Linked DNA regions of Homo sapiens: region 2 is linked to region 1. Evidence: read pairs that join two places in POLR2A ChIA-PET (ENCODE). Cell type or tissue: GM12878. All regions are shown on one strand. Links, peaks and the distances in the headings refer to the core of each region. The heading gives the core; the rest is flanking DNA. Region 1 overlaps KALRN (kalirin RhoGEF kinase). Region 2 overlaps KALRN (kalirin RhoGEF kinase).

What was found. Peaks named below come from ENCODE experiments on the same cell type or tissue, not always from the same donor. Only the 100,000 strongest peaks of a DNase experiment are listed, where the experiment ranks them.
Region 2: POLR2A ChIA-PET joins it to region 1 with 6 read pairs; 1 of 35 experiments calls an interaction of 5 or more read pairs at or near these places.

What each region holds. Positions count from the first base shown.
Region 1 is chr3:124,200,288-124,217,062 of GRCh38, reverse strand. All of the region lies in intron 1 of KALRN (kalirin RhoGEF kinase), which reads right to left. Among named protein-coding and RNA genes, the nearest start is that of MIR5002, 76 kb to the right of the region's middle. RefSeq lists an enhancer at 9,121-9,170. In GM12878, for the core only: no CTCF peak of the experiment used is centred there; a DNase peak (open chromatin) is centred at 8,982; H3K27ac peaks cover 1,843 bases.
Region 2 is chr3:124,253,493-124,270,267 of GRCh38, reverse strand. It overlaps KALRN (kalirin RhoGEF kinase), which reads right to left. Exons shown (of 60, transcript NM_001388419.1): 4 at 5,578-5,770; 5 at 1,013-1,525. Among named protein-coding and RNA genes, the nearest start is that of MIR6083, 110 kb to the left of the region's middle. RefSeq lists enhancers at 224-994, 3,306-3,829 and a silencer at 12,714-12,773. In GM12878, for the core only: no CTCF peak of the experiment used is centred there; DNase peaks (open chromatin) are centred at 9,523 and 12,708.

The DNA.
Region 1 (16,775 bases), core at 5,862-13,861:
TAAAACTCCAGCTCTAAGGAAGTCTCTAAAATGTGAAAAAGCAGTAAGAAGAGAAGAGGTAATGGATTATGGGATCATTATCTAGGTCCTAGATTGGACAAGACAGGTGATGAGTCTCTGGTGGGTCTAGGAGAAGAGAGGAGACTAACTAAGACACAATGGGATTTTCCCAAGACCTAGACCCTATCCATAATAACAAAGAGATGAGTTAATGTTTGCTGGAGATAAACAACAAAGCTTCCCCTGTGGACCTAGCATAACCAGGGCCCAGCATAAGCTAGAAAATTTGCCATGATTGGGAAAACATTTGACTCATAATGTCTGCTATTTCTTTAGAAAGAAGCATAACAATGTTAAGTGCTAAATAGGAAAGAAGGGGTGATCTGAATATCTCATGAAGCCAAAATCCTTCTCCAGAATTCTGGAGGGTAGACTGGGTAATCCTCAACTCTACTCACCAGAGGACAGACTAAGTTATACTTTTCACCTGACAAACTGAAGCAGGCCTATAAACCCTGCCTCAAAATGTATGTGATGGGGGAAAGCCATGAACCTCATGAAACTGTACACAAACCATTGCATATCTGTCCATATGTGTCCATTTTTCTGAGAGACAATCTTTAAGTCCAGTTGTCAACAGATTTTCAACGGGATCTATGACACCCTAAATCGTTGAGAACCAATAGCCTAGGGCAGTCATAGTGAGAGTCTACAAGTTATCTTGGGTTCAAACCACTAGATCCTATTTTCTAGGCTCTGCCTCCCTCACAGCACACTTTATGACACTCACGGTTTAGCTGAAACCCAATACCATGGTTGGGCTGGCAGAGAAAAAAATGAAATGATTTGATTCCTTAGCTGAGATAAATGGAAACTGTGGCAGATGGTAGAAGGTGAAGGCTGTCTGAAAGATCCTGTGCTGTAAGAATAAGCTTTATTAGAGGTGGTTCTCTCTCATTATGGAGCTACTAAGAGCTGGAAGAACTGAGGTTAGTTGAACACAAAATGAGTTTTGTAGACACCAAGGCAGTACATTTCCAGTAAGCCTTCCAAACTTATGACACCCCCGCCATTGGAGGGATGACAACTTGACCCCAGGCCCTTCCTCGATTCATGACACTGTGTCAAGGTTAGAGCCAGCAGAAAGGGTCTGCAAACATGTTTAACAAGATCTGCTGGAGCCTGGATAATGGCAGGATAAGGTTTCTGGAGTGTTCCTAGTGAGGCTGGCACCATAGGACACACCTGGCCATTACTTGCTCATCATGCTGTCTTCTACTTAAGACAGCAAGCTCTCCCAGGACAAGCATGTCTTGAGGGGAAGGTCACAGCCCTGAGTCAAGCACAGACTTTGGACAGAAGTCTGACTCCCAGCTCCAGTATTTATTAGCTGTGTGCCCTTAGACAGCTTAATCTCTCTGGGTCTCTGTTCCTTCATATGAGATAAGAATACCTACACTTCATAGGCTGTTGTAATGATTAAGGGAGGAAAATTGAAAAACCAGACACCTAGCTGATACTAAGTAAACATAATGCTCACTCTTCTCTGTTCATCTTGATATCTCTTTCATGGGGCCTGACACCTGGTAGATGTTCAATAATAAGTACTGAATATATGAATGAGTGAGCAAGTGAATGAGTAAGTGAACGGAGTAAACTCAGAAAACGGCAGCTAAAAAAATGCCTCCCCAGCTTCCCACTGCATACCAGTAAGCTACACTGCTCACACCCATCTGTGTGGGTCCTCTGAATTTTTATTGTTTCCCTCTGCTACCCAATCTGGGCTATTCGGCGAGTACTACAACTACTCCTGCTCCCCTACCCAGGTGCCCCAGATGTAAAAGAAAGCCTCCTGTTCCCAAAGGAAGACCAGCTGCCCAGCTGATTGTGCATTTGTCCCTCCTCCTGTGGCCAGGGGGCTATGGTCAGGGGCATCTCCATGACCATAGCTGCCAGCAGCTGCCAGCAGTTGGCAGGCCTTGTTCCTTCTTTTCCCAACTCCTCTTCCCCCTGCCCTTATGAGACTGGGTTCTACATAAAGATCTACAGGTCAAGGTGGCATTTCTGAGAAGCATGCCTACTGAAAACACATCCTGATAGCGAGGCCACCATCTGAGATGAAGAAGCCACCACATCTACCTAGTAGGCAGCCTTCAGAGCCCTGTGGAGAGAGGTCTGGGGAGAGTAAGTGACCTGTGAGTCTTTTTCTTAGTTGGCCTTGAGTTGTCAGGCTGTAGTAAGTAGGGGGAGTTCACAGAGAAACAAAAGCTAGAGAGGTTATGTTACCCTTAACACACAGAGCTAGGTGTGAAGGCACAGGAAAGTGGTGAATACAAATCCAAGTGAGTTGGATCCTAAAATCTGCTTGCTACATGTAGAATAAATGTCCCCAGGTTGCTTAGATTCTCAGTTCCATGCTCTCTGAAACGATTTTCTCACCAACTCCCCAGCACTCATAATCCTCTCCCAGTAATCTTAGCAGAAGACCTCTAGGAGGCTGGGATATCTGGTCCCCTGCTCTTTCAGCTCCCTGGAAAAGAGGAGTCCTTGCCATGACTAGGGAGCCATGAGATTGTCTTGTCCATGGATAAATGTGCATGTGAACTCAGAACATAGCCTATATGCTAAGATTAGAATAATTTTAAGTTAGGGAGTAAAGAGATTTATGATAGCTTTATATATTTCAAAAAATCAGAAACAACCTCAAATGTTCAACCTCAGGGATGTGGTTAAATAAACCATATCTACTCAATGCATTCATTAAATATGCATTAAATATTATACAAGTATAATGCCTTGGGAAATTTTCCGGTATATTGTTAAGTGTGAAAAAGATTATAAAATAGTTATGTACAACCATGTCTCAATTGTGCATACAGTGTCTGTGTTTGTGTGTGTATAAAAACCATATATATATACATATATATATGTACACAGCAGTTATCTCTGAAAAGTTGGATTACAGATTTTGTTAATGTTTAACTTTTTTTCTATGTCAGATTTTTCTTATTTATTCTTGAAATAATTGGAAAAGAGCAAATTCCCTCTTTTGTATATTGATCCTTCATATATAGAATATCTGTAAAATATTCATACACTTAAAAAGTTTAATAATTAGGTTGTGGTTATGATAACAAGTCAAATAGCATTTTAAGAGCAACCTTATTTAAAGTTCAGGACAACTGTGTTACACAGCTGTTCACTCTGCAATGTGATCCTGTGGCAAATAAGAAATGGCTACCACTCATCACAGATGAAATTGTCTTATGACTAAAAGAACTGAAGTCCAAATGAGCTGTAAAAGAAAACTCCATTTTTCATTAGGGATAATTTTCCATGTATGCAAATAGGGTTTATCCCTTTGAAATGCAAGATATAAAAGAAGATTCAAATAAAATAAAATTCAAATAAAATCACATGTTTTTGGATTAAAAAGCTAAACATTATAGTGGATATCTGTTGAATGAATCTCTTAGTACCCCCTATGTGCCAAAGGGATTTTCAACTAGATTTTTACCTATAAAAACAAATAGATAAAAATAATTAAACTTTTTTTAAAAAAGATAAATAATGGGTTGGGCTTGCCCTACCAGATATGAAAGTATATTTTTTAAACTCAAATTATTAAAAGGTGGAGCAGACACAAGAATTAACATACAATCAATGGAGCCTGAAACATAGCCCTAATACAGATCTGGCATATTTTAAAATCTAATGGATGATAAGGAAATAATCTAAAACAATGGAGGAAAGATAAAGTAGTCAATAAATGGCACTGGAAAAACTGAATATTTGGAAAAGAAAAATCCAGTTAATCCTGACAACTTCATACCATACACCAAAATAAAATAAATTTTAGAGAGATTAGAGCCCAAACCTTTAAAATGACATTTTTTTAAAAACCTTAAGAGAAAACATGCATGGTCATTTAACTGATCCCTGAATAAGAAAGAGCTCTCAAGGCACAAAAGCATTTAAAGAAATCAGAAAAATATTGATGGTTTTGTTTCTGTAGAATTTAAACTATATGTCAGATTATAAACAAAATTTAAAAGGCAAATGACAAGCTAGGAAACGTGTATCAAATACGATAGAGAAAAAATTACTGCTCCCTATTTGAAAAATGCGCAAAGAATATAAATATACATTTCAAAAAGGAGGGAAAATGGATAATAAACATAAGAAAAAGCAGTCCACTTAATTAGTAATAAAGAAAATGCAAACTAAACAATGAGATGTTTTAAAAATCCATTAAATTTGCAAAGATTTTGAGAAGGCAATAATCATCAATGCTAGCAAGGTTCAGCATTAATTACCTCTTCCTGCCTATAACCCCATTAGTGCAAGTAAAATTGCTTCAACCTTTTCAGAAAGCAATTTGGTAATACGAATAATAATAATAATACAGTGATCTAGTGATATCCCTTCTGCATGTCTATGTGAAGGAACTAAGGAAAAAGGAGGACAGATATTTGCAAACAAGGGGTTTCATGCAATACTTTTTAATGTGGCCCCAAATTGCAAATATCCTAAGTATCCAACAGAAAGGGGATAGTTAAGATAAACTTGAAATAGGTATAAATTAAATACAAATCAGCCATTACAATTTGTATTTCTGAGTAATTTTTAATTTCATGGAAGAATGCTCGCAACATGTAAAGTAGAAATTAGGATACTAATGATACACACACTATATAGGTTAGGCTAAATCATATCAGATTGCTGAGACTCAACTTTTTTTTTTTTAACCTTCTGAAATAGTGATTTGATGTGATCCCAAATATGGACATAATGTATTTCTGGGGTGTGAGATTATGGGGATATTTCATTTTTTTTTTACACTTTTCTATAGTTTTCAAACTTTCTACAACAAATATGTATTAAAATCAATGTTGTAAAAGTATATAAAGACCATGTGAAAAAAATATCCCAAACTTAAAACTGTATGAATCCACTTCTCTGGTTTCTCTTTTCTAGATTTTTATAATCCTCTGCCGCTTTGGTCTCTTAAATGCCCATGCCTTGCCTCATTTTTGTCTGTTATTCTATTTATTTGCATGTTCTGAATTTGCTGTTTGAGGTTAATCCCCAGAATAAGAAAGAGAACTCTAGAAAGGCTCTGACCTCAGCTGTCAATCCCTCTTCCTCCAGGAAGCCTTCCCAAAAAGGCACAAGAGTCATGCAGTTTCTATCCCCAGAGATGGCCCTATGCTTTTCAGTCAATAGAGGTACCACAGAAGGGGAAGCAAGTAGCCTCCTCTCCACTTGTGTTGCCACCACTCCTCTAAAATCGAGAGGCAGAAGAGAGCCCCGAGAAGCACTGGGAAAGGACATGTCACCAAGAGGTATGAGTCCTCATCATGCAGCGATGAAGACTCCAACAAACATCCAACTAGAATATAAAGCACAATGAGACACTAGGCTGGGGTAACTGGGATTACTTCTCACCAGTGTGCTGTTGGAGGGAGGCTGCTGCTGCCCTCTCCTAAGCCCATGGGCCTGTACCTTTTACCTGTGAGCCCACCATAGGGCCACTGAATTCACTGATACAATTAATGTGTAGAGCTAATAAGATCCCCAATGAACATTCTGTTTCTTTTCTACAGGCTATGGACATATTTCTGTATTTGTTCACATATTGTACTATAAAATGATTCATATTACTATTTCAATTTTGAGTCATTTTTCTTATAGCAATAAAGTTATCTCTTGCTTTAAAATGCCCTAATCAACATCTGGAAGGTTCATCAATGTCCACCTCAAAAAAGTGTAACTTAGCATCACTATTCCTTAGTTTTTCCATCTGCAAAATGTAAGTAACATCTCATAAGGCTATTATGAGAATTAGCTGAGACTATGTGTGTGCCTTGTGACTGGTAGATGTCCAGTAAGTGCTAGGTGATGGAGTGAATGAATCAATGAAGTGTCTGAACTGTGTGATTGATTTGCCACTGGGCTCAGCTGTACAAACCTGGGAACAGCCAAACTGCAGAAACCATTCACAATTCAAGACACAATTATCCACATGCTGTCAGCTCCTGAAATTGTAGACATAATAACTTAGAGGAAATGTGCTGCCTCCAGAGAGCATGCTTTGCAAATTCAGACTACAGCAAAGGTGAGAACATTATAGTTCCCACAGGAAAAAAAATTATTCCCTTCAACTCTAAAATTTTAGAATTCTGCGTTTGTGCAAATGGAAGCAGTAGTCAAAATCTATTAATTTCCAGCTTTGTGGCTGTAGGATTAAAATCTTTCCATCAAAATCTATATGTAAATTTGGAAGCATTCACCATCCAACTGGGGCCCAGGCATCTACAGAGCAACTGAGTCATGGTTGTGGGATTGTTCCATGCCAATAACATTGCTGATGGGGGAAAGAACACTGGACTAGGAATCCGAAGACCTCAGTTCCCTTTGTGTTTTTTTCTTCTTTCTCCCCTTTCTGGCCTCCATTTTCAAAACCAGTAAAATAAACGAGCCAGATAAGATGACGGCTGAGGTTGTCACTTCCCCAGCTGTTCCATTGCCTAAATCTGCTTTGCTGTAGAAGAGATAATGGCCTGCAAAAAGTTGAAGAAAGGAGCATCCCAGAGGAGAAATGAGAACCTTAGGGATAAGAACCATGCTGGGGAAATACCATATTTAGTGAATTGCAAAATGTATCATTAGTTTATGTGCCATTAAAAAAGAAAAAACTGCTGCCAATTAAACTATTACACACCATAAGCTATAAGATGCATCCTGATTTCAGAGATGGCAAAATGTAGAAGGAAAAAGAGCATCTTAGAATCAATAAATATGGGAACTAGTATTTACTGAGTATTTGTTATATTCTAGGCACTGAGCTAAGTGCTTTATACATATTATTTCATTTAACTCTAAAACAACCCTGTGAAATAAATGCAAGTATAGGAAAGACTAGCATTTTATAGAGGAAAAACTGAGATACAGAGAGCGTTTACATAATCTGCTTAAGGTCATTTAACTAGTACAGAGAAGAGGTAAGATTTGAACCTACAACTCTTTCACTCCAAACTCCATCTTCTTAACCCTTTACTCTCTGAAGAAACACTGGAGCATCTGATACCAAATGAAAATGAGTTATTTCATGGTGGTAAGACTGAAACATTAAAACTGTCAGAACATATTAAAGGAACTTATTAGGATGAAATACTTTGAACTAAAGGGAACCCTGGAGATGATGTAATACAAGCATATACTTTATAGACAAGGAAACTGAAGCCCAGAGGGATGATGTGATTTGCCCAAGGTGGCATAGCCAGTTAGTGCAAAAGTTAAGATTCTAGAATTTTGCTAGGTCATGAGATCAAGTTTGCAAGTCTAGAATTTTCAGATTCTATTCATTCCTTTCTTTTCAAGTTCTAGGCATTTTCCTATCTCTACCCTATAATTTCTTAGTGGTTTCTCTAAAACCACATAGGCAAATTCCTTTAGCATTTCAGGATACAGTTCCTTCAGGCCTGAGATGCAGAGCTACTCTCAGAGAGGTCAGGGTGGGTGGACACAACAGTTAGACATGGATTTTTTTTTTTTTTTTTTTTTTTTTGAGACAGAGTGAGTCTTGCTCTGTTGCCCAGGCTAGAGTGCAGTGGCGAGATCTCGGCTTCAAGCAATTCTCATGCCTCAGCCTCCCCAGTCCCACTAGCTGGGATCATAGGCACACACCACCACCACCCAGCTGATTTTTTGTATTTTTAATAGAGATGGGGTTTTGCCATGTTGCCCAGGCTGGTCTCTAACTCCTGAGCTCAGACAATCTGCCCACCTTGGCCTCCCAAAGTGCTGGGATTACAGGTGTGAGCCACTGCACCTGGCCCAGACATGAGTTCTAATCTCTCTAGTTCTGAGAACCCAGCATGCTTAATTTCTCAGTTCCTTGTGGACTCATAAGTAAAATAAGGCTAATAACACCAAACTCATAGAGAGACAATGTACATAAAGTCCCTATAAATAATCAATTGCAGCTATTATAGCCATGACTGTTGAAGGAGTTTAGGGCTTTTACTATCCCCTTATTTTTCTTAACTATTGGTTATGATGATGATGATGATGATTATTATTATTATTATTATTGAGACAGAGTCTCACTCTGTCACCCAGGCTGGAGTGCACTGATGTGATCATGGCTCACTGCAGCCTTGATCTCCTGGTCTCAAGCAATCCTCCCACATCAACCTCCCGAGTAGCTGGTACTACAGGCATGTACCACCACACCCAACTAATTTTTTAAATTTTTTATAGAGATGGGACCTCCCTATGTTGCCCAGATTGGTTTTGAATTCCTGCATTCAAGTGATCATCCTGCTACAGCCTCCCAAAGTGCTTAGATTACATGCATGAGCCACTGTACCTGGCTGGCTCTTGGTTCTATATGAATTAATCTATTTTGCATTTTCTAATCTGAAGTGCATTTTCTTGGCTGGAGACAGTGGAAGCAGGAGAACAGGGCTTCTTCATCTCCCTCTGTAACAGACCATCTTCCCCAAGCAGAGAGCTAAAACCCTGCTCTATCACAACTGTTCACAAGCTCACTTTAATTGCTAGGTTTAGTTGAGCTATCTGCCCTTCCTTTAACTTTGTTATATACAAAAAAGTATATACAAGCTCTTTAAAAATCAAGATTCTTGAAGAAGTCCCTTTCCTTTCATAATTCATCCTGCTTGTCTTAAAGGGAAGGCCAATCTCTTTCCAAGGCATGGGCAGCCCTCCAGACTTACAGCATTTGAAGCTCAAGGTCAAAGCAATTTATGTTCAACCTTCCAGCCATTAGAGGCTGAGTGCCAGTACAGGAAAAGCCCCTTCCTACCATTTTAGGGACCTTTGTGCTTCTAGTTACATATGTGCGTGTTAGAAGACAATGTGTAATAATAACGCTGCAGGCTGCCAGGAGAAAGCGCAGGTCCTCAAGCGGTGAGGTGGAAAGTACCAAAGAAGCTGCATGGCCAGGATGTGGGCTGACTTAGTAGTTCTACTTTCCATTTTAAGGACACTGAACTGGGGGGGAAAGCGTGTACCCAGTCTCACTGTTAACAATGTCTGTGGAAAGCCCAGCTGGTAAAGCCAGCAGGCAGACCAAGTTACCCCTGCCCCACTGGTGATCACTTACCTCACAGAACACAATCAAGCATCACATGAGCCCACTTTTCAGCTCCTGCCTTCCCAAGGCCTGCTTACTGTTGTTTTGTTCTTGCTGCTTTCGTGGGACTTTGTGGTAGATGCTTGCTACCATTTATTAAGGGTTACTTCCTAAGTGCAGGCTCCTAAGTGCTTTGCATATCTATATTGCTTAATTCTCTCAATTACCCTAAGGGGTACATATTGTTTCCCACATTTTATGGATGAAAAACTGAGGATCAGAGAAAGCAAATAATGCACCCAAGGTCATAGAGCTAGGAAAGGATAAAGTCAGGATTTGAATATGGGTCTATCCTATTCCAAAGCCTGTGCATGAAGCCTCATACATATAGATCTGTCTCATCTAGCTCCCAAGTCACCCTGGATAGGACATATCCAGAACTTCAATCTCTTTAGGGTTAGGACATAGCCATGTTTGGTGCAGCCTCAAACACGCTGTTTGATGTGCCTGGGATGAATCCCCAGCCCCCGAGTTTCGGGACAGTTACAAGACAGAGAGTTACAGGACAGAGGTTTCTACCTCAGTTTCCTGCTGAGCCCTATAATTAGCAACTTACAGCTAGCACTGTGCTCTGAAACCCCACCTGTCTATTTAGGGCCTTGCCCATCCCTTGCCATACCCCTTTCCTGGCAGGGGAAGGAGGGAAGGATGTCTATGTGCCGCTAGTCACTGCCTGGGGGCCTGCCAGGAATGGAGTGATGGCCCAGTAATGTGGAACCACAGACTAGCCTGATCCCGAATGTCTCCCCCAACTTGCAAACTCTGGTGACTCTCCCTTGCAGGACTCCTCACCTTGGATGATGATGCTGACCTGAGGGAAACTTCTTGTTTGTTGTGATGTTCCAGTGGATCCCATGTATTTCACTGCTGCTGCTTGCCTCTTCCAGCTAGCCCAATAGTCCCTTCACTCTCAGCCAGACATTCTACCAACCCCTTGGAAAGTGCCAACGCCAATGTTCTGAGGTGGGAAATCAGTCTTCTTCATGTAGGCAAGTGACAAAAACAATCCACAGAAGACTGTCTGAGGCATTTTAGACAATAATAAGTGACTAAATGGAAATGAAGAGTCCCATGAAATTCCCCATCCCATTGACTGTTAATGATGTGGTAATTATAAACACAACAGCAAATATTATTACCAATTTCAAGTGTTGACTAAAACCAGCTGGTACACTCAGCAAAGCACTCTAGTCCTGGAAAGTCCTGGAAACTCATGTAATGCTATAAGTCTAACTTAGATGAAATCTTAGTCTAACTGTGGGAATGAAGCTGTATTTCTCAACATGCAACACTACCCAGAAAACCCTATGCAATAAGCACAAGAAGTCGTCTCTGGTGACCTGGACTGACCTATATCCATAGTGGTGACTATTTCCACCAATCCATATAAGGTTGGTACAGAGATTGGCCAGATGCTTACCAAGCTCATTCTCTCTTCTGAAGCACACGACTGTTACATTTCCCAACCGCCCTTGCAGTTAGGAACAGTTGTATGACTGAGCTCTGGTCAATGGAAGGTGAGCAGAAGTATCATATGCCACTTCCAGGACTGGCTCATAAAATCATCCCACATGTATGTCCTCCACATTCTCTCTTCTCATCTATCCTCGGATGGCTGGGTGCAAAGTGTTCAGTGGAGGACTCTGAGGCCCTATGAGCAAAGCTACTGAATAGAAAGGGTAAGTCCTGGGTTGTCATCAACCAGGAACATCTGTAGGAGACTATGACAAGAGCAAGAAATAATCTTCTATTACGTGATCTCTGATACTTACTGGTTATTACAGCCATCAACCTATGCTGACCAATAAGCAGGGAACACTCTCTTATTAATATCAGGGTGGCAAACTGTGGAGACTGAAGAAATTGCTTTCTATCTCTACCTCAAAATCTTATGTCAGGTGTTAATGTATTTTATAAAGAATACACATGGTTTCTTTAAAAGCAACAAGAATATGTCAGTGATCTAGGTACAAAAACGGCAGGAGAACTCAAAGAGAAACAGAATAATGAGCACAGGGGAGGGGAAAACTTGGAAGAATTTAGATACCAGCTGCCAGGGATTTGACAGGTCCTCCATTCTTCTCCCTAAGAGTTCCTCCACTCTCACACCTCTTACAAACACACGTGAAAGTATCAGGTAAATTTTAGAGAGCGATATGAACATAAGGTACTATACTGTTATTGTTCTGATTCCCAAATCTAAATATTTGACCTTGTTTTTCAACCAGTTGCATCTCCAACCTCCAGTAGGTGTTTCCATTAAATGGTACCCAAAGTTCAAAACTCTCCCGCTATCTTCTACTCTGTGTCTCTAGCATTTCAGGGAGGGGAAGAATCATTTGCTTCATACCATATGCCAGGCCCATTATAGTAACTGCCTCATTAAATCCTCTCATATTATTTCATGAGATAGATATTATTGTCTGCATTTCATAGATGTGAAAACTGAGGCTCATAGAAGTCAAATGATTTGCCCAAGGTCACACGACTGTCAAGTAGGAGCTGCGAGAGCGATTTTCATTTGTGTAAAATATCACACCTGATTGGAGTGCTCCCTAAAACAGTTATCTACACCTGGTGGTGTGCTAGAGCCTGCTTGTTCTGGTTTCTGAGAACTAATTGTAATTTTCAGAATTTTTGCCAGCTCGTTGTTAAACAGGTTGGTAGCTTGAAATCTGCTATGATAGGAGTATTTACACAATAGAAATCAGCAAATGTTACAAACACCACAACCAGGGCTTTTATTCTTCCCTGGAAACATTGCCAGCACGTCACTGACTATGCCTTCCTATTTGGACCAGTATGGCAAGGCAACACTATGTCCTGACGCTGTTTTGTTGGAATTTCAGGACCAATAATAAGGAAATAATTCCTGGATTGCAGACTTTGCAAACAAAAACTTGAAACAGTAAAAGCAAATGTTACAAAGACACAAGGGAATGAGGAAGAAGTATGTCTCCCTTAACACAGCTCAACCTTCTGACAGTTCCATGAGGAGTTCTCCTAATAAGCTGATAAGAAATAATTTGGAAAGAAAATACTAGTTTTAGGTGGGGAGGCAGTTAAATTCTGGAGCAGTGCGGAGGACAGCTTTGGAAAGAAAGACCTTAGAGATTTAGTTTTTAAACTAAGAGATGGGGGAGGCATCACAGGTCCCTTGAGGTAAATTCTAAAACAGGGATTATTTTAAAAAAAGAAAAACGTGCAGTTAGCACATTAATGCAGCAGCACAGATAATCCAAAGCTGAAGATAAAATCACATGATGAATTCCAAAGCCAAAGATAAATGACTGGAATTTTTTTCTTTGATCTACACAACATTTAACTTCTTGAATCAAAGTGCATCTTAATTAGATGAGTATGCACCAATCCAATATCTGGAGAAAGGAGCATAGAAGCTTATGGAGTGGTTACAGGCAGTAAGCCTGCATTCATTTCTTTTTCTTTTAAAGTAAACACTCCACATGTGGAGAATAATCCCCATGTGAAAAATAAAGAAATTAGTGTTTTAATTTGTAGCCCACAGCAGTTTGTTCCTAAACCTGGCTGATCATCCCATTTGGTTTAGAAGATTTTTAAAAGTAGAAAATTTGGTATCTACATTTATATTTAGATTCAATGAGTCTAAAGAATTGTGTTTGCCAGAGCTGAACAGACTCATAAAAGCATAATGAACAGACTCATAAAAGCATAAGAGCAAAACAATAATTGTGGCAATTAAAGGGTCCTATGAAGAAACCTATGTAAGGTTGACTGGCCAGAGAACAGAAAAATACTTAGAACAGAGATCTACAGGGGATTCCCATTTTTGAAGAGGTTGCAATTACAGTGGCCCTTCAGTATACACAGAAGTTTGGTTCCAGGACCTCCGCGTATACCAAAACCCAAGAATACATACTCATGTCCTGCAGTTGAGGACCCTATGGAACTCACATATTTGAAAAGACAGCCCTCCATATACAAGAGCTTCACATCCTGCAAATATTGTATTTTCAATTTGCATTTGGTTGAAAAAATCCATGTATAAGTGGACCCACGCAATTCAAACCCGTGTTGCTCACATAGATCTAGCAGGACTCTGAGTGTAAGGTAGAAAGGCTAATTGCCATTTGTTAGCTACCTTTGGAGGGCAATTACTTAATGTCTCTGAGTCTCAGAATCCTCAACTGTAAAATGGGAAGACTCCTGAATTGGTAGGTTACTGGAAGACAGAAAGCACCTATCACAATTCCTGGCATAGAGGAGGTCAGTGTTAGTTATTGCCCTATTATTATTATTTTTCTTTATCACTCGGCTTTGGGAACATTATTCCAAGCAATACGTATAAAGCCATGGAAGCTGCTGCCTGGGTCCCTCCAACCTCTCTCTTCCAGCAGCAGCCCATGGCAGGCTCCAGCAGTCCCCTGAGGACAATAGAAGATGCTAATCACAGCACCAGTAGTCAGAAAACAAGATATCAGCTTTAGCCTGGCTCTGCCCTCAACTCACTACATGACCTGAAACCCAGCCTCCTGGTTCCCTTGGTCTTAATTTCCATCCCCACCAAATGGGCACAATCAAATAGAACCTGTCTTGGTCAGAAGTGCTAATGAAGAGCCCAGGAGAATGGGTTAATGAGAAGGCTGACTCTCAGCTCAGGGATAACGAGCCAGACTATCACTGTCCCTGGGAGCTTTCCCTCCCTGGTCAGGGAGAATGTTGGCACCCCAAACTGCTGCACTGAGTTTCAGCTAATTGGAAGCTTGATGACCGATGACACCAGGTTTCTGGGAAACAAATGATCTCTCTATCCTCAAAGTTCTGCAGTGAGGAGGAAGGAGGAGTGGGAACTTCCCCAGAGTACTGCAACCAAGGTTCCTGGGGGCAGCACATAAAACATTAATGGAACTTGAGCAACCACCAGAACTGTCAGGGAGGAAAGGAAACAAGAAAGCTGCGAGTGGAGAGTGCTGACGGCCCAGCCTGCCAGCTGGCACGACACACTGCAAATGAGATGCAGACAGCCAGAAGGGCAGCAGGATAGCCTCAGAGGACCACAGCAGCATTGAGAGCTCCAGAGACTCTAGAAGATTCTCAGGAATTAAGGGAATCACATTTTGTACTCTCCAGAGGGGAAGAGGTGTGTCTTGAAGAAAAGGTGATGAAGCAAAAGTATGGTGGAAGGGCCCCCATTGTATCTGTTGTAAGAAATAATCACAGAAGGGACAAGCAAATACCACAAATGGAGCAGGCAGGCTGGAAGGGTGGATAGAGAGCCCCACAGAAGGTGAAGGAAAAGAGACCAGGAGGAGGAGGAGGAGGGAGGGTTCAAAGAAAATTAGGTTACCCGACTTCTCATTAAAAAACTAGGGTAGGCTGCACGGTGGCTCAAACCTGTAATCCCAGCACTTTGGGAGGCCTAGCCAGGCAGATCACTTGAGCCCATGAGTTTGAGACCAGCCTGGGCAATGTGGTGAAACACCCATTTCTACAAAGAATACAAAAATTAGCTGGGCATGGTGGCACGCACCTATAGTCCCAGCTACTTGGGAGGGTGAGGTGGGAAAATCGCTTGAGCCTGGGAGGTTGAGGCTGCAGTGACCTGTGATCGCACCACTGCAATCCAGCCTTGGTGACACAGTGAGACCCAGTCTCAAAAAAACAAAACAAACAAAAAAACTAAAGTGAAGTGGCTGCCACTTCTCTACACAAAGAGGGAACTTTCCAGATCTTCATGCTGATGTTTTTCCTAATGTAAAATTTCCAAATCACTTCCATGTAGATGAAACATGCCAAGCACATAAAATTTCATACTTGCAACCTGAGCTAGCTCTGAAGCTGCTGTGCTTTCCCCTGCAAGTGAAGGGAGGTAGGAGACAGGAAGAAGTGGGACTGATTAGATGTGACAAGAAGTGCTTCCCACTCCGCCCCAGCATCTGGCCCAGCCTGGCCCCATCACAGGGCTCCAGCTGGCCCCAGACTGCTGAGTGCATGAGCCTCGTTTTCAGCAGCTGCTGGTCAGGGCTCCAAGGGCCAAACCTAGCTAGAGACATAGATGTGGCCCAAGTAAAAGCCACTTCTCCCCCAAGACAGGAACCACTCCCTTAGCTGCATTTATAGACTTAATTTATAAGTCCTCAAAAGTTAAACATTCTCAAAAAGCAAACACTCCCAGGTCTATCACTTGTTTATGCTCAGTGTCCTCCATTAGATTAGGAGCACCCAGGGGGAGGTCTACACATCTGCCTTCCCACAAGGAGCTCTAGGAGGATGGAGATCACATCCATCAACCTGTACAGACCACAGCATAGCCACCATACACCAAGACTTTATAAATGTTTTTTGACGAGAACAGCATTTTAAATCCTTTTTTTTTCCAAAGGATTCTATTTCAGGAAGGGAAAATTTCTGAATACTAGTGATGTTTTCTTATTTCCTAAAAAAGAAAACACACACAAAGCTCCAGTCCTCCAGGGGAAGTGCCAAGACACTGGAGTGACCAGGAGCTAAGCCAGATGGAGTCAAGGACAGCCATTGTTCCTCCTGCAAGGAAGGGATGGCCTGCACCATGCAGCATCTCCACCAGCTTCTGAGCCCAAGTTCAGCCGGGACTTCCCAGACTTCAGAATCCTACATTAGGATTTGGCAGAGAGTCACGGAAAGCTCTACCATAATGGCTTAAACAAGTAAGGTGCTTATTTGTCTTAAGTAAGAGGTTGGACCTGGCATTCCAGAGCTGCCTCAATGGTGGCTGTTGTCTTATACGTGGCCTTTGTCTCTTGGTCACAAGATGGCTGCAGAATCTCCTGGCATCATATCCCCATTCTAGGGAGGAAGGAGGGTGAAAAGCAAATAGCTTTTTCTTTGGATGGCTTTACCTTTATTTAGGAAGAGAAGATCACCCATTGGCTTGTGCCTGTATATCAATAGTCAAAATTGTGTCACATCTTCCTTAGTGCCAAGGGAAGCTGGGAAGTTAAGTATTTCACTCTCTATCCTTGATAATAAAGGAAGGAAAGAGGTTTTTGGAATAGATATTAAGTACACTAACCTGCATTATCTATGCCATACATACGGATTCACAAATCAAAAGGACACTTACACCACCCTCCCAAGAGGGATGGTGTAGGGTGGCTCTTAATTTCTGCTCTCTCAATGTGAAAAGCTGTGAAAAAAATATACCCCAGACTTAGAAAAGCCTCTCAGGCTCCCAGATGTAACCCCTCCCATGTAACATGCTGAGTCACTTTTGCATGCATTCTCTCATGCATTGTTCACCACAATTCTCTAAGGCATGAACTACAGAATGAAAGTTTCTGTCCCCCTGCCCCAAATTTATATGTTGAAATTCTAAGTACGACGTGATGGTATTTAAAGATAGGCCTTTGGGAGATAATTAGGTCCTAAGGGCAAAGCCCTCATGAATGGGACTAGTGTTCTTTAAAAAAGACCCCAGAGAGCCCATTTGCCCCTGCTGCCATGACACACAGAAGGCATTATTCATGAGGAACATGCCCTCGCCAGACACTGAATCTGCAGGCACCTTGATCCTGGATTTCCCAGCCTTCAGAACTATGAGAAATAAAGGTTTGTTGTTTGTAAGCCACCCAGTTTATGGTATTTTGTTATAACAGCC
Region 2 (16,775 bases), core at 5,446-13,445, 54 kb before region 1:
CAGACATTGTAAAATTCACAGGTTACTGAGAGATGTCATGGCATCCCTAAGAACAGTATTGGCCATTTAAATATAAGTTATATCCAGAAAACTCATAGGAAGAGAGCCTATTTTATTCTTCTTAAAGCACATATAATAGTAAACTCTTCTTTCTTCTCTTTAGCTTAAAGAGAATCTAGGAAAGATACCTTTGTATCCTCAGCAAAGAGGCACTATATGCAATTTTCCTTTTTTACATTCTCTTATCTTACTTTTCCCTGATAAGGGGAAAGCTTTGAAAATTCACTGCTGGAAAAAATGGTGTCTTACTCAAGAAAGTGCTTAGCAGCTGAAGAGAAACCTTTGGAAACAAGTGGGTATGGCAGGAAGAGCCCTGGACTTAGAAACAGAAAAATGCTGGATTCAGATGTCAGCTCTGTCACTGTAGACCCAAGATCAAAGAACATCCGTTTCCCTGCATGTCAAGAGAGATGCCACCACTCAACCCATAAGGATCAAAGGATTATGCAGATTAAATAAGACTGTGTGAAAGTGGTTTGTCAATGGTAAAATACATTGCAGGGCCATAATCACTAATTAATATTATAGTGGCTGTTAACAGTACTGTTTTTGTTCCTTAGCTGGCTTGAGCCACTCATTGCAGGCACTCGGGGCAGCTTCTAACAGTAGGTAAAAGCAGGGACCCTGGAGCCAGACTGCACTTCCCAGCTTGGTGAATTCTTTAACCTTTCAGTTTCTTCATCTGTAAAATGTGATTATAATAGTACATCTACCTCTCAGGACTCTTGAAAGGATTAAAATGAGTAAATTTACACACAGTGCTTAGAACAATACTGGGCACATAATACACACTATATAAGGGTGAGCTTAAAAAAATTACATTAGCTAAAACTAGTAGGCACACTGTTTTAAAGCTTTCCAGGAAAGTACTATCATTAATCAGAAAGTTGGATGAGCAACCTCTGCTCCCTCACCCCCATCCCGGCTCAGGTTTGGCCTGTTCCCTTCCTACCTTCTCAGCATCCTGCTCGAAGAGCCGCAGCTGAAAGCACTGGTCCAGCTTGAGCTTGCGCACATGCCACATCTGGTGCAGGTGCTGCCGGGTGGAGTGCAGCTTGTCCAGGAGACTGGTGATCTTGGGCACCAGGCTCTGGAAGTCAGCACTGCCCGGGATGCAGTTGCGTCCTGAGAAGCCGTCGCTGCAGCGGATGCACTGCAGCAGCCGCTGCCCCTCCCGGTCCAGCTCCTCCACAGGGGCCTTCAGCACCTTTTTCTTGAGCTGTGTGTGTTCGTCAATGAGCCGCCGAGAGCCCTCCACATCCACAGGAAACTCCTTCCGGGCTAGCATCTCCTGGAGGTCCTCGAGGCGCGAGAGCAGGTGCACGGCGCTGTTGAAGAACTCCTCCAGGGAGAGCCGCAGTTCGATCCACTCCTCATGGTTGTAGTCCAGGGAGCCATCAAACTCCTCCGTCAGCTGGGAGGGGTCCACCAGCTTTGTGAGGCCCTCCACAGATACCATGCTCGTCTGGAAGGGGCAGACACAGACAAGGATACTCAGTGATGTCAGGGGAAGAACAGGGCAGAAATAGGATGAGGGAAAGGACAAGATAAATCCACATAATAATGACCACAGCCTGCCTCGGAAATGGTGAGTGGAGGCCATGGGACTCACTGGTCAGGAGTCACAGATCAGTCAGGATCAGCAGTTTCTACAGACTGCTGACTGCTTTAGCAAGCCTCTACAACTGCCAGCCATTTACCACCCCAGAAGAACTGCTTTTGTGTCCCTCCTCTCCTCATTTTCCCTCCTCCTGACCCCAGTTCACTTCAAAAGGGCTTCAGAGGCTAGAAGCAGAAGCTGGAAGAAAAACTGACCTAGTTTCTGGGGGACAGTTTTCCACAGCTTTAAAACCAAGGCCCGTGGACCCAGGGTATCATCATAGTTGGATTAAGCAACATGGGCCAGTGCTTGGGCTGCAAAGATTTCACAGTCTTATCTTTTCCAAGGCTCTCCCTTTTAGCTCTTCTGTGGTATGGTGAACAGAACTAGGGATGGGCAACAGGGGAGTCTGCGCCCTTGGTTTTCTCTGTGAGGCCCCTACAAGCTCCTGGAGAGCGGACTGGAGAATGTTTGTCTCCAGGAAGGAAAGTGTCTCCAGCAAATGATGATGCAGGCAACCACCTTAGTTTATTAGTAAACATCTTTTCCTTCCTATAGGGCTTTAGGCTTCTCTTCTTTCTCATGAAGAATGAGAGGCTAGCAAATTAATATCTGTGTTTGGGTCCCAGCCCTATGCTTATTAACTGTGTGACCCAGGGCAAGCTATTAAGGTCTCAGAGCCTCAGTCTCCTCCTCTGTGTAATGGAGATAATTATTCCTTCCTCATGGGGCTTGCAGAGATTAAATGTATCAATGTGTGTAAAGCACATAGGGTGCATAGCATGGAGTACATGCTCAATCCCTGTTAGTGCTCACTCTGATGATCTGAAGGCTGCATCATTACTCAAAACCTGAAAAGCAATTTATCTCTCTGTGTCTTGCCACTCTCTGAGCATCCCCTCTTTGTTCCTTCTCTTTCCACCCCTCTCCTAAGAGGAAGGAAGGAGGTGCCATAGGCAGGAGGACTGGTCTGGAACAATGGTTGTCAAACTTGACTGCTCATTAGAATCCTTTGGGGAGTGTGCAAAAATACCAATGCTCAAACCTCATCCCTAGAAATTCTGATTTAATTGGCTAAATGGGAGCTTGGACATCAGTAGGTTTAAGAGTCCCTCAGATGATTCTAATGTGCAAGTAGAGTTGCAAACTCCTGCTAATCTCCATCCTTGCTACTCAAAGCATAGCTCTCAGACCAGCAGTATTGGCATCACATGGGAGCTTGTTAGAAATGCAGAATCTTAGGCCTTACCCCAGACCTATTGAGGCAGAATCTGCATTTTCAAAATCCCCAGGAGATTTGTGTGCATTAAACTTGAGAAACCCTATTCCAAAGTACTTTCTCCTTCAAATTTGGCTCAAAGTTTACCACTTCCGGGAAGTCCTCCATCATTATACTTACCAATTATTATATATCTGTTGTATAAGTATCTGTTGTTGAACAAGCTTATACTCTCATCTCTGTATCACTTGTCACCCCAGTCTGCACTAAGTATTAAATTCACTGTTTTTAAGATACTGCCTTATAAATATTCCTTTGATTGGGAGGCCCCCAGCTATCTCTCCTATCCTCTTATTTAGGAGGCAGAGACAAGCTTGTTCAACTTAGAGTGAAAGAGGTACAGAGAGATGGGACATGCAGGCCAGCAATGCTGAAGCAGAAGTATCAAGACTTACTGAAAAGATGCTTTTCAGTCTCTTCAGCTTATACATCTATAGGCTTGTTGTCACCACCTCTGTATAAACAAGCCAAAATATAGAAAGCATTTCCCTGCAGGACTTCTAGTGTTCTGGAGGGGTGCCAGGAGACTATAATAGGTCACTGTTTTTATACCAAGCCAAATTTCTTGTATTGTTTACACAGAGTGAGAATCGCCTGCATCAAGTGTCAGGTCATTGTGCTCAAATCACAGCCTATTTGACACCACACACAGGCGCTCCTGGCCCCCAGGGCACAAAAGTCTGGAATGGGAAGCTGCTGAAAGATTAAAAGCAGCTCTGTGTTTTCAACACACACACATTTAAAAGTTCATCCCCTTGCAGATGAGGACTAGAATTCTGAGGAAGGGAACAGTTTATATTTGGCTGGAATACAGACGCTTAAATCATTGATTTAATCTGATGTATTGTCATTGAAAATTCTCAGGGGAAACATATACCCTCCAGAAAATTTAGTTTAAAAACATGTTTTCCTTGATTATGAAAGTAATACATCATCCTTGAAAAAAATAAAAACATATGAAGTAAATAAAAACCATCCACTATCCAGTCACGTAGAATAAACCATCACTAACATCTTCAATCTCAGTTTTCTTCTCCATACATGCACTTTAAAAACAAATCTCAGATTATAGTGTCCATATTGTTTTATCACCTGCATTTTACTAAACAATAAATATTTTAATACTATTTTTTCTAAATATGGCTTTTCCTGGCTTCATCGTATTTGGGTTGCTTGTTTTGTTTTTTTGTTTGTTTGTTTATTTTGTTTTGTTTTTTGAGGAGTTTCGCTCTGTCACCCAGGCTGGAATGCAATAGTACGATCTCAGCTCACTGCAACCTCCGCCTCCCGGGTTCAAGTGATTCTCCTGCCTCAGCCTCTTGAGTAGCTTGGATTACAGGCACACGCCACCACGCCCGGCTAATTTTGTATTTTTAGTAGAGACAGGGTTTCACCATGTTGGCCAGGCTGGTCTTGAACTCCTGACCTCAAGTGATCCACCCTCCTCAGCCTCCCAAAGTGTTGGGATTACAGTACAGGCGTGAATCACCACGCCCAGCCAGTATTTGTGGATTAATGTCACCAACAGTCATGGCTAGCAAGGATACAACCTATATATGTGTATGTATATGCACTATATATGTATAAATATTTATGCACATGTGTATATATACTATTGTATAGGAACATGTGAGCTGTGATGAACATTCTTGTAGACATTTCTTGTTTGCAATTTTACCTGGCTTTTTACCTTCTTGTTTGTTGAGATTTCATATTAAGAATATTTTCTTAAATTAGGCTGGGCACAGTGGCTCATGCCTGTAATCCCAGCATTTTGGGAGGCTGAGGTGGGCAGATGACCTGAGGTAAGGAGTTTGAGACCAGCCAGGCCAACATGATGAAACCCTATCTCTACTAAAAACACAAAAATTAGCTAGGCATGGTGGCAGGTGCCTGTAGTCCCAGCTGCTCAGGAGGCTGAGGCAGGAGAATCACTTGAACCCAGGAGGCAGAGGTTGCAGTGAGCCGAGATCATCACTGCACTCCAGCCTGGGTAACAGAGTGAGACTCTATCTCAAAAAAAAAAAAAAGAATATTTTCTTAAATTAGTTACTAGATACAGAAATACAGTCAAATAGAAGGAATAAGTTCTAGTATTCAATAGCACAGTAGAGGAATTATAGTTAACAATCATTTATGGTATATTTCAAAAGCTAGAAGAGAACTGTAATGTTTCTAGCACAAAGAAATGATAAATGTTTGAGGTGATGGATATCCCATTTACTCTGATTTGATCGTTATATACTGTATACAGGCATCAAAATGTCACATGTACCCAAAAATATGTACAACTATGATACAGCAATAAAAAAAGAATTGCTACATCAATGGATATAAACTCTTCCTAAGGTTTTTGTTACAAATTGCAAAGCTGCCTCCACAAACAGTTGTCCCAGTTAACACAACCACCAACAGTAAATAAGACTGTCTAATGAAGGTGTGCATTTGGGACAATCTCGTGAGCCTCTTGTTCCTCCCCATACTCTAACTGGTAAGGCCATGGCGGCCAAGGAATCCTGAAATCTCAGCCCTTGAGGTGTCACATACTGTATGGTAGATAGAGAAGAGGACGTGAGAAATGTGTGGATGGCAGAAGGGGAAGGGAAAGAAGATGCTAAGAGAGAGAAATCTGGCTCACCTCAAAGATGAATTTGGAGCTGCCAAAGTTGGTCTTCTGTTTCTGCCAGAAGTTGTCGGGTTTAATGATGAGGGCCACATGGATCTCAGCTGGAAAGGCTTCCTGCAGCGTTTTGAGGAGGGGCTTGATGAGGTCCCACTTGGAGCCCCGCATGTCGATGATGACAGTGAAGCCACGTTTGCACACGTCCTCACTGTGGGGAGGTCAGAGGTCGGTATGGTCACTCTGGGTAGCTGAGACTTTGGAGTACACAGTCAAAAAGCACCCGGAAACCTGCACTCCCCTTGACCAGAATCACTCTTTCAACTTCATGCCAGGTCTCTTGGCCACCTTCAAACTCAGCTCAAACTGTACTGCCTTAGAAAACCCTTTCTACATCTGACCAATGGTCCTGGCATTCTGCCTTCTCCCAGCACTTGGCAAATAACTTGGCCTTTCTTACGCAGGTTGAGTATCCCTAATCTGAAAATCCAAAATCTGAAGTGCTCCAAAACTTGAAACTTTAAGAGGGTCAACATGATGCTCAAAGGAAATGATTGTTGCAGCATTTCGGAGTTTGGATTTTCGGATTAGAGATACTCACCCGGCAAGTAGAATGCAAACATTCCCCTCCACCGCAAAAAAAAAAAAAAAATCCAAAGTCCAAAACATTTCTGGTTCCAAGCATTTTGGATAGGAGCTACCCAACCTGTAGTCAACTGTACTTGTTGGGATGTTTACAATTTGGATATTCACAATTGTATTTGATTTTTATTTTAATGTTTGTCTCCCTTTCTTGTTCCTAAAATGAATCATGTTTTCCCCATTGAAATTCCAGTTCTCTAAAGACAGAGACCCTGTTGCCTCTTAAACCTGAGATGGAAAGTCCTTGACAGGGGTGTTGTTCTGCCCTGTGCTCACATCAGTGACAGGCACTGGTACATCTTGCCACTAAGCCCAAACTGGGCCAAAGAATACTTTTTCAAAAAAAGGCTCTATGTTGATTCTGCCAGTTGATGAGAGATGGTACACAAAGTATGAATAACATGTATTTATCACCATTGTATTTAAGATGTATTACTTGTAGTTTATTATTATTTCTTTTTACTTTTTTTTTTTTTAAAGAGTCAGGGTCTCGCTATGTGCACTGGCTGGAGTGCAGTGGCTATTCTCAGGCACAATCACAGTGCACTACAGTCTCAAAACTCCTGGCTTCAAATGATCCCCCTGCCTCAGCCTTCCAGGTAGCTGTGACTACAGGCTTGCGCCACCATGCCCAGCTTTGTGGTTTAAAATGTAAGTCAGCTTAAAAAATCAGATCGCTGAGTCATGCTGATCACTCAGAGAGAGCCAAGAGTGGAACTGACTGGAATGGAAGATGCAGACCAGTTGTTTCATGTATTTCCATTGTAAGAGTCACAGTGTGAAATGCACGTATCAGGATGTTGAGGGACGATGGGGGAGGAGTGACTCTTGAAATCAAGGCAAGATGAAGTGACAGTGACCATCTTGAAAACCAAGACATAAGCAGGCTAAATAAATCAAGATGTTGCTATATAACTTAGTAGCAAAGTTTATTTAAACATTTGAACTTTGACTATAACTCCTGAGAATAGGAAGAAAAAAAACGAAGGTCAGAATAGTTATAACATCTCAGTTTGGAAGAAAGTCTATGTTTGGGTAGTTAGGGGTCTTTCCTTCTCTTATGTTTTTAAAGCCAATCCGTTTATTTTATAATTCAAAATAGACATTGGTTACTTCACATTTTAAAATATAAATACCAGCATAGTATTTCCTTAGGGTCTTTCACTTAATTTCCCATTTCCCAGACTGCACTTGTTTAAACCACTATGTATGTTACCTGACCCACATATGTGCCTACCACATATCAGTTGCTTACAGCTGCTGGCAGTAAGGCCACAGAAGGATTCAGGTCACAAAAAGAAATAAAAACCTTTTTGGGGGGCTTTATTCTTAAATTTCAACCAGTGATGAGATTGTTACAGCCTCATTAAGAGACCACAGCTCTTGACTATGTGAGTGTCTCAAGCACAAGGCAGCTTACTTAGGCCTCCCTGGTACATAGAAAAGTCCCCAGGAGAGGCGACTCTCTCCAGCATGAGAGAAAGGATGAGTATTCTCCCCAATCCTGCATCCCAAAGGAAAGGAGTTGCCTCTTCTTCCCTGACACTTATTGAAACAATGAGTGGCCGAAGCTTTCCATAAATAATTTTGTCTATCTTCTTGTCTTAAAGCAATGTGACTTTTTCTCCAAATTACAGGATTTCTTTCCCATTATAAGAGAAACACCTGATAATTACACAAAAGTTGAAGTAGTCAAAGATCCATGCAAGAGATGCTAATGGTAGGACTTTATAACACCCAGGCCTATTTCCTTTCCACCTTTTCTGTGCGTAGAGTTTTCATATCATATACTGTTCTACTTTTCACTGTAACGTAGTTTTTTCTCATGTCTAAAATTTCTTCCAATCTGTTGCATTTAGTGATAGTCCATCTTATGCCTATACCATAACTTATTTGATCATTCTCATGATTGTTTTACAGAAAGGTATGTCAACTTACATGTCCACCAGCAGTGTATGACAGTACCACCCCCTTCCTGTATCCTCACCAGCACTGGTCATAGAATTTTTAAAATCTTTGCCCGTTTTATTAAAAAATATATTATATTATATTTAAATTTGCATTTCTTTGATTACTAGTTATTGCTTTTTGGCCTGTAAATATTTCTTCTGTGAATTACCTGATCAGCTCTTTTGTCCATCTTTCTATCAGGGATTAGTGGCTTTCTATTGGGATTTAGGAGTTTTCTCACTGAGCATCATTTAGTTTAGCTTAACTTATATTTGTTGCATGCCCAACTATGTCAGGTTCGGCAACGTTAACTGTGGGTCTTGCCTTTCCTTAGAGATGATTGTCTTCCTTATTTTCCTGCTCCTCAGACTCCATCTCTGTTGCTGTAATTATGCTGACCTGAGAATTCTTTGTCCCTAACAACAAATATTCTGTGTTGCTACCAAGAGCTGGAGGTCAACAATCCCAGCATCCAAAGCTGGTGGTCAGTAGCAGGTTATGCCCTGTTAACTAATCATTTCTGACAACTAAGAGTAGAAATTAGGTCCTAATATTCCGTAGGAGGTTCTCAATAACTCAGGAGATGGAGAAAGAGGCCCAGGAGCTGAGTGCTGTGACCTAATCTAATTGGCATCTTTCTGTGAAAACAGGCTAATCTTCCAAGGTGCTTTGTGTGTTTGGTTTCAAGTAAGGGGCATAGCTGGGAAAGGGGAAACGACTATTTCATTGTGTGCTCATTCTGTGCTGGGGCTATAGTTCAGTATTTGCCATACATCATTTCATTATATCCTAACAATAACTTCATAAACTAGGTATGGTTATCTCCATGTGACAGAAGATGAAATGGAGGCATAAAATTTGCCTAAGATCACATAACTAGTAAGTGGCTAAGCGAAAATTCAAAACCAGGACTGTTGACTTGAAAACCCAAGCTCAGGCTGGCTCACGCATATAATCCCAGCACTTTGGGAGGCTGAGGCGGGCAGATCACTTGAGGTCAGAAGTTCGAGACCAGCCTGGCCGGCGTGGTGAAACTCCATCTCTACTCAAAAATACAAAAAAAAAAAAAAGAAAACCCAAGCTCAGGTTACTATATCATACTATAACCCACCACACTGACACTATGTGTGGGTGTTTTTGTTTGGGGACAGGAGTTGGGGGTCAGAGATGAGGGGATTAAGTTAGGGGACTCAGAGGAGACGGGATAAATTAGGGCAAGGAGTCTAAGTGAATGATCTCCCTTCTGGAGTCTGTGAAAAACCACAAAGTCAGAGAAGCAAAAGAGCATGGCATATTGAGAAAGTTCAAGTGATTAACTCTGGTTCAGGCCTTTGAATGCAAGAGAGTGCAGCTCTGAGTGCCTTGGAGAGTCCCATTCTGGGCTCTGTCCCTCTTTTTGCACACCCCACCCCCTCCACCCCAGGAGCCAAGATGACTCACCCACATACAGTCTGTGCTGCACATCCCTCTTCCCCTTCTAGGCCAAGCTCCTAGTATCTGAAACCCTAATACTCTCCGCCCAAAGGACCCTTAGCCTACTTCCTGGGCCCATGGGTATCTCTTTCCAGGGTCCAATTCCCAAGGGCAAGTAACACCACCATTATGTGTACCCCTAAGCCTGAGGGGTGGCAAAGGGCTGCTATTTGCAAGGATGTGGCTAGAATATAAATGTGTGAGCTGGGGTGTTCACTTGAATGCATGAGGTCCCCCTGCCATGTAGGGCTGAGCTAGGGAGTGGAGAGAGAAGGCAGGCAGAGCATGAGTGGAGGCTGGTCTACTGTGCTGCCACATTTGGGCCTGGGAGCTCAAAGGAGTCCAACAAATCTAAATTTAAATTTGGCCTCCTAGGTTGCTGTGAAGATATATTTGTCAAGGTAGAAGGACAGAACATGTTTTATTTAACAGTTTGTTAGCTTGCTACATTAATTTCACATATTCAGACAAAGGGTATGTGAGCTTCCATTTGTACTCTTGCCCTAGGCACCACAATGTTAGAATCAGGCCTTGCAAGAGACGAGACTGGAGTGGATGCAGGCTTCAAATCAGAATGCACCTCATATGGCAAGGCAGGAGCAGTGGATTTGTCCTAAAGGCACTGAAGGGTAAGATTCAGAGAAGGAACATGATCAGGTGATTCAGACAGATTACCCTCCAACTGTGCAGAAGGAGGGTAAACTGGGGTCAGCCCAAAGGAGTGTGTAAGAGTAGAAGAAGGGTCTTTGCTAAAATGACTCTTCAAGGAAGTCTTCCATGGACAACCCTATTTAAACCTGTAACTGTCACCCGGCACTCTTTATACCCCTTCTCTTTATTTTTCTCCTTAGCACTTATTACCATCTGGATAATATGTTTTACTTATTTACTGTCCATCTTCCCTCACTGGAAAGTAACCTCAGTAAGGGCAGGAAGTTTTTATTCATTTCACTGTTGAATGTTCAGTGCCTACTACAGTGCCTGGTGCAAACAAGGAAGGGGAGGCAGCAGCTAAGGGTATGAAAACTAGAACCAGCTTCCTAGGCCTGAATACTGGCCCCATCATTTACTTACTGTGGAACCCCTCTGTGCCTCAGTTCCCACAATGTAAAATGTGAATAATAATTACAGGGTTGTCTTAAAGCCTAATAGACATAAATCACTTAGGATGGTGCCATACACAGACTGTTCTGTGTAAGTCTAAGCTGCCATAGGAGATGTCACTGGTGTCCACCCAGGGTCCCTTTACTAACCACTATGCCTTTTCTCCAGTTCCAAGAGTTTTGGAGCTATCAGCTGATGCCTGTAACCATCTCTGAATACTTGCTTTAGCTGATGCCTACGCTTCTCCAAGAGAAACCTGGGCAGTTATACTCCCACACCAGGGCTAGCAAGTGCCTGTCTGGTACAGGTATGTCAGAGCCTAGCTCCTTTACCTCATTGCAGAGTAACTCTGAAGTGTGATGCATTTTCACCGCCTCCCCAGTCTCCCCAGAAGGCTCCAGCTAGACTTCACCTGAAGTCTTCACCTATCCTTAGTTGGTTTTTCCCCTTTCCTAACTCTGCTTCTTTCAGTCTCTTACAAGTTTTTCCTGAATAGCAGACCCTTAATAAATCATTTGTATCCAAATCCCTGTCATATTAAACACAGTCTAAGACAGTTATTTTTATTACAGTGTTATGAATAATAATGTAAATATAAATTGTATACAGTTGGCCCTCCATATCTGTGGGTTCCACATCCATGTACTCAACCATCCTTGATGGAAAATACGTACAGCCACCTCTCTGAATCAGCAGGTCTCAAACTTTGGTTGGTTGAATCTGCCAATGTGAAACCAGCAGATTTAGAGGGCCAATTGTATATTTCATACATATATGAAATTCTGAAGGCAATTTGATATATGGTCTGGAAGTTAAAAGAGAAATCTGGTGTGGAAATTTTTATTCAGGAGTCACACAGTGCCTGGCACATAGTAGGTGTTCAAGAACATTTGCTGAATGAATAGATCCCCGAATGGGTGGTAGCTGATGTGCACACAAGTGGGTGAGATCCCCCAGCAAAATCCAGGAAGAGGAAAAGAACCATCTTCTGAGTCAAGAATAGAATTGACAGGAATATCAGTGTTTAAGAGGTGGGAGAAGGAAGTAGATGACCCTGAGGAAAAAATGAAGAGGTTAGAGAGAACCAGGAGAGGAATGACGTCAAAGAAATAAGGGAGGAGAGGATTGCAAGGAGGAACCACAGTGTCAAATGCTGCAGAGAGACTGGTCATTCACTAAGAGCAGAACTATTGTACTTAGCAACCAAGAGGCCACGGTCTCTTGAGTCAGGGAAATTTCAGTGGGGTGCTGGGGCCAGAATAAATGCTGGAGCAAGGAAGCAGTCTTCCTGGTTAATCTCTGTAATGATTAGCAGGAAGTGCCACAGACATCAGAGGCTGCTTGTGGTGCACTTCCACCCCCTGGCTCTGTCTCCCCAACCCCAGCAGTGGCCAGAGTCTGCATGGTGCTCTCTGGCCAACCAACTCCCGCAGCTGCTCCCCAGCCTGCCCTCTTCCCCAAGGCTGTTCTCTCATTCACTGTGCTCAAATGACAGCAGTTTGAGCAGACCCGTTTACAGTGGAACATAACTAACAGGTAGCCTGCTTTTTTTCCTTTAGGTGATTTACCTTTTAAAAGATATTTATTAGCCCAAATCAAACTTTCAAGGGCAGAAGTTTGCATTGTGTATGGTGAGGACGGGGGCATAGGAGGGTGAAGTTTGGAGCAGCAGACTTTTATATCCTTATTTTTTATTTAAAAATATTTTTCAAAGCAGACTTTTAAATCCCCTCAGGAGGGGAAAGAACAGTGGGTGACCCCCTTCCTGTTCCCACACCTGCTACTTGAGAGGGAGAAGGCAGCCACTGCCCTGTCTCCCCTGTGCTCACCCTGCCCTATAGTTTCCCATCTGGGCCATGGGTCCCCTGAGGCCCCCTTGGCCAGGTTCTCACCCTTTGTGATAAATTACAATCCCTTCAAACTGAGCTGTGTTCTGTTTCATAGACTCTCCAGGGCTCTTGGGCCCAGAAGTCATAAATGTATACCAAATGACTGGATGATTGATCAGCTGTTTCTTGTACCATTTCCTCTTTTGTTCATTAAATGCCACTGGGGCCGTTTTCACTTAGTAAGCCTGTGCTATCTCAGAAAAGCACTTTCACCACTTTATGCCAATGCTTCTCAAACTTTAGTGACTTTCTTTATCACCTAGAACACTTGTTTAAAAATGCTGATTTGGGGGAAGCCTTCCAGATATTCTGATGAATGTTGGTCTGGGATAAAGCTCAGGATTCTCCCCATAGTGATCCAAGGACAACAGTTAAGCACTCTTAGGTGTGGTTTTTGAGAGTTTAATGATAAAAACTCACTTTGTCTAAATCAGATATTACAATATGCATTTAATAAATAGTAGGTAACACACAAATAGATAGAGTAACAATGAAATAAGTCAGAACAACATCTGCAAGGTGAACAACAACTACACCATACAGAAGCCTGTTGAAAATGTTAGTTTCTCTCTCCATGGCCTCAGGGTCTCTCCAGTGGAGTCATTTATTGCAAGAATAGGCTTGGAAGGATTTCTGCCATTGGAGTAAATGTCTGGTTCTTTTTGCAAAGACTGAGCTCCTCCTCTTGGCCTAATGAGGATTTCCCTAAAGAGCTTGGCAGTTTCCCTCCCCAGTATTGCTGCATGTGCTCAGACACCTACTGAAGATTTGCTTTCCCTGGCTCCCCTCTCTAAGTTGCCATGAAATCACTGCGAGGTTTCTGCTTCTTGTCGTACACCTGACCTGGCAGCCACATCTCAAACTTCTGGGCAAGGCCTGGGTGTCTCTCTAGGTGCATGTTAGGTCCTGCCCACACCTGATGCCCACAGAGTCATCTCCTGACCCACTGGGCTGGCTCCAGGTCTGATAGATCCAGGTGTAGAGGGCTTCTGTGGGTGGGTGGGTGTGTGAGGAATGAATGAATAGGCGTGTCACAACTGATCGTTTTCACTAATGGTAGCCTAGCAGAGATCACAATTTAGCAGCCCACTATTGAAGACAATCCCCCAAAGTGGTTTTATTAGGCACAGTTGTTGTTGTCTGTAAAGTTTTTATGTCTTTGGAGAAGGCTTAAAAACCACTCTTCAAGCCACTCCCCGCTCATTTACAAACTTACACAACCAGTTTGTTGGCCTTTGGATTTGCCTTCTCTGTCTTAGTTGCTACTATTATCCCAGCTCTGTTTCACACTTTAGGAGACTCAATTACCTCCACTTCAGGGGCAGGGGGCAATTAGGGTACCAGTGCCTCAAGCCACAGGTCTCTCTGGACCCAGACAGCAGGGCTGAGCACCTGTCAATGACAACCCCAGGCCAAGCTTTGTCCTACATTACAGTTTGGCCTTAGGGAGACAAATGCCACTTTCTCCCATCTTGACTTCCAATCTCTTCTTCCTGAACTTCTTTCCAGGTTCCTGTCTGAGCAAATCCCAGAGTGTCTCTCTGGATTCTCCCCTGGCCACATGAGTGAACCACCTTGCATACCGCCCATTATCATCTGACCACAGGGTTAAATTCAAATGCTACCTTCTATTCTTTCCTGATCTTTCTTCTACATTATTGCCTGATCATCCTCTGTCAGAGCAATCTCCTCCTCGCTAAAACAGACAACACATTATCCATGCCTCTCTTAATGCATTTATTAGTTTCAATTTTATATTCAGTTTGCCCTCTCATGCCTCTATGCCTTTGTGCTTGCCCACGCCAACCCCATCTTTGCCTGGGTAATTTTTACTCACATTTTTACATTCACAAGCCTCACAAGCCTCTTCTTCCAAGAAGTCTTCTCTTACAGATACATTCCCTCCCCACCCTGCTCCATCTGCACTGGGATAAGGGGCTCTTCCTATGCATTGCCATGACCCTGTGCTTTCCCACGTGGCAACTGTCATGGCTATTGTGGGGTATCTACAGCCAGGCTCTGGTTGACCAATTTCTAGAGCCTTACAGAGATTCATACGGCTTCAAAAGGAGAACCTCATTATGAAGGTGCTTCACAAATAATACAGTGTCACATAAATGCACCATATTATCTATTAGTTCATTAATTTATTCATGCAACATACATTTATTGAGCATTTACTTTGTGGCTGGCCCAGTACCAGGCACCAGGTATATATAAATGTGGACAAGACAGAAACATGAAAGTTTCATTCTAGAAGGAGAGGTGGACACAAGACAATGCTAGATAAAGAGAATAAATGCAAGTTATGATAAGTCTTAAGAACTTCTTAGGACAGCCCACATGAGGAGCAAAGACTGAAACTATAAGAAATAATTTGTTAGGGGAACACTAAAAAAATACTAGAGGCCGGGCACGGTGGCTCATGCCTGTAATCCCAGCACTTGGTGAGGCTGAGGCGGGCAGATCACTTGAGGTCAGGAGTTCAAGACCAGCCTGGCCAACATGGTGAAACCTGTCTCTACTAAAAATACAAAATTAGCTGGGTGTGGTGGCAGGAGACTGTAATCCCAGCTACTCAAGAGGCTGAGGCAGGAGAATTGCTTGAACCCGGGAGGCGGAGGTTGCAGTGAGCTGAGATCGCACCATTGCACTCCAGCCTGGGTAACAAGAGCAAAACTCTGTCTCAAAAAAAAAATATATATATATACTTCAGACAGAGGGAACAGCCTGTGCAAAGGCCCTGAGGAGTCAAACAGCCTGGATGCTGGCTGCTCCTCCACTGCAGCCAGGGGAGGAAGCAGAAATCATGAACTTTGGTAAGGAAGCAGGAGACCAGCAGCTACATCTTGGCTAGCCCTCTAAATCGTGAGGACCTCAAATCTTCCAGCTGAATAGACATATACAATGAGAGCCAAACTACTGAAATTTGGGGCAACTTTTTTTGGTAAAAATGAGACATATTCACATATTAGTGGTAAAAGCTAACTTACCGAACACATGAGGCTCTGTATTAACATTTATATACATTATCTTATGAATTCCTCAGATGAAACTCATAAGTAGCTGCTATTTATTATCCTGCCCTACCGTTAAGAAAACTGAGGCTCAGAGAAGTTGCTTACAGTCACAAGGAAAGGGTAAAATCAGGATTTGAATCTTGTTTTGTTTGACTCCAGTATTTGTGCATAAAACTACAATTTTTTTTTTTTTTTTTTTTTTTTTTTTGCTTCATAGATGCATAGAACACTTGATCTTGAAGAAACATTCATGCTTCTTCTTGCTAGCTCCTCCTGTTAGAACTGAGGGTAGAAAGTTTCAGAGGTGGGAAGTGACTTGCTCTAGGTCACACAGTCTGCTGGATATCTTAGCCATTTGGGCCAGGCATCTAGTTGTCAACTGCCTTACTCCAGGTCTTTTATAAAACCATGAGAACTCTGGAAGTGACAGGAAGAAAAATCCTCCCTTGAAGAAGCAAACATCAAATAATCTGGCTTGGAGGCCCAGGGTATCCTGTGTGAGTACTAAAACCCCTAACTCAGGAATAAGGACCATCCTCCTCATGGTTTCCACTGTGCTCTGGCAGCAGAGAAATGGCCTGACCCTGTTTGCCCCCACTCATGTGATGCCACCTGAGATCTACCCCATTTCTATGAATGTCTGGCAGATTCCCACTTAAAACAGCTGCTGGAATAAAGATCACATTGATCCATTCTGATGGCAGGTGGGGAAGCAGAGACCCATAACAAGCACCACTCCAGCAGACCAGTCAGGGGGATGAAGATTTCTGCTTACCTCCTTAGTGTGTGCTGCTGGGGGCTGGTTCCTTTGGCCTGGGTGTGTGTTTCAGGGTATCAGCAGTGTGAAGATGTCAGAATCCTAGTGTGAGGACCAGGAATCCCTAGTGCTTGGGCTGTGATGGAGCACAATTAACCTTCAAATAAGACCTATTCACTAGGATGTCCAGGGAAGGTGACAAACTGAACACGGGTAGAGAGCTAGCCTGGTCACTGAGGAGTGGCTGACAGAGAAGAAGGACAAGGCAAGCTAAGAGTTCCTCATTTAATGAGGGTGGCACTGGCCCTGCCATAGCACAGCTTTGGTCCTACAGGGCTGACAGTGCAGGATGACTTGGAGGAATGATCGGGAGGAGTCTTA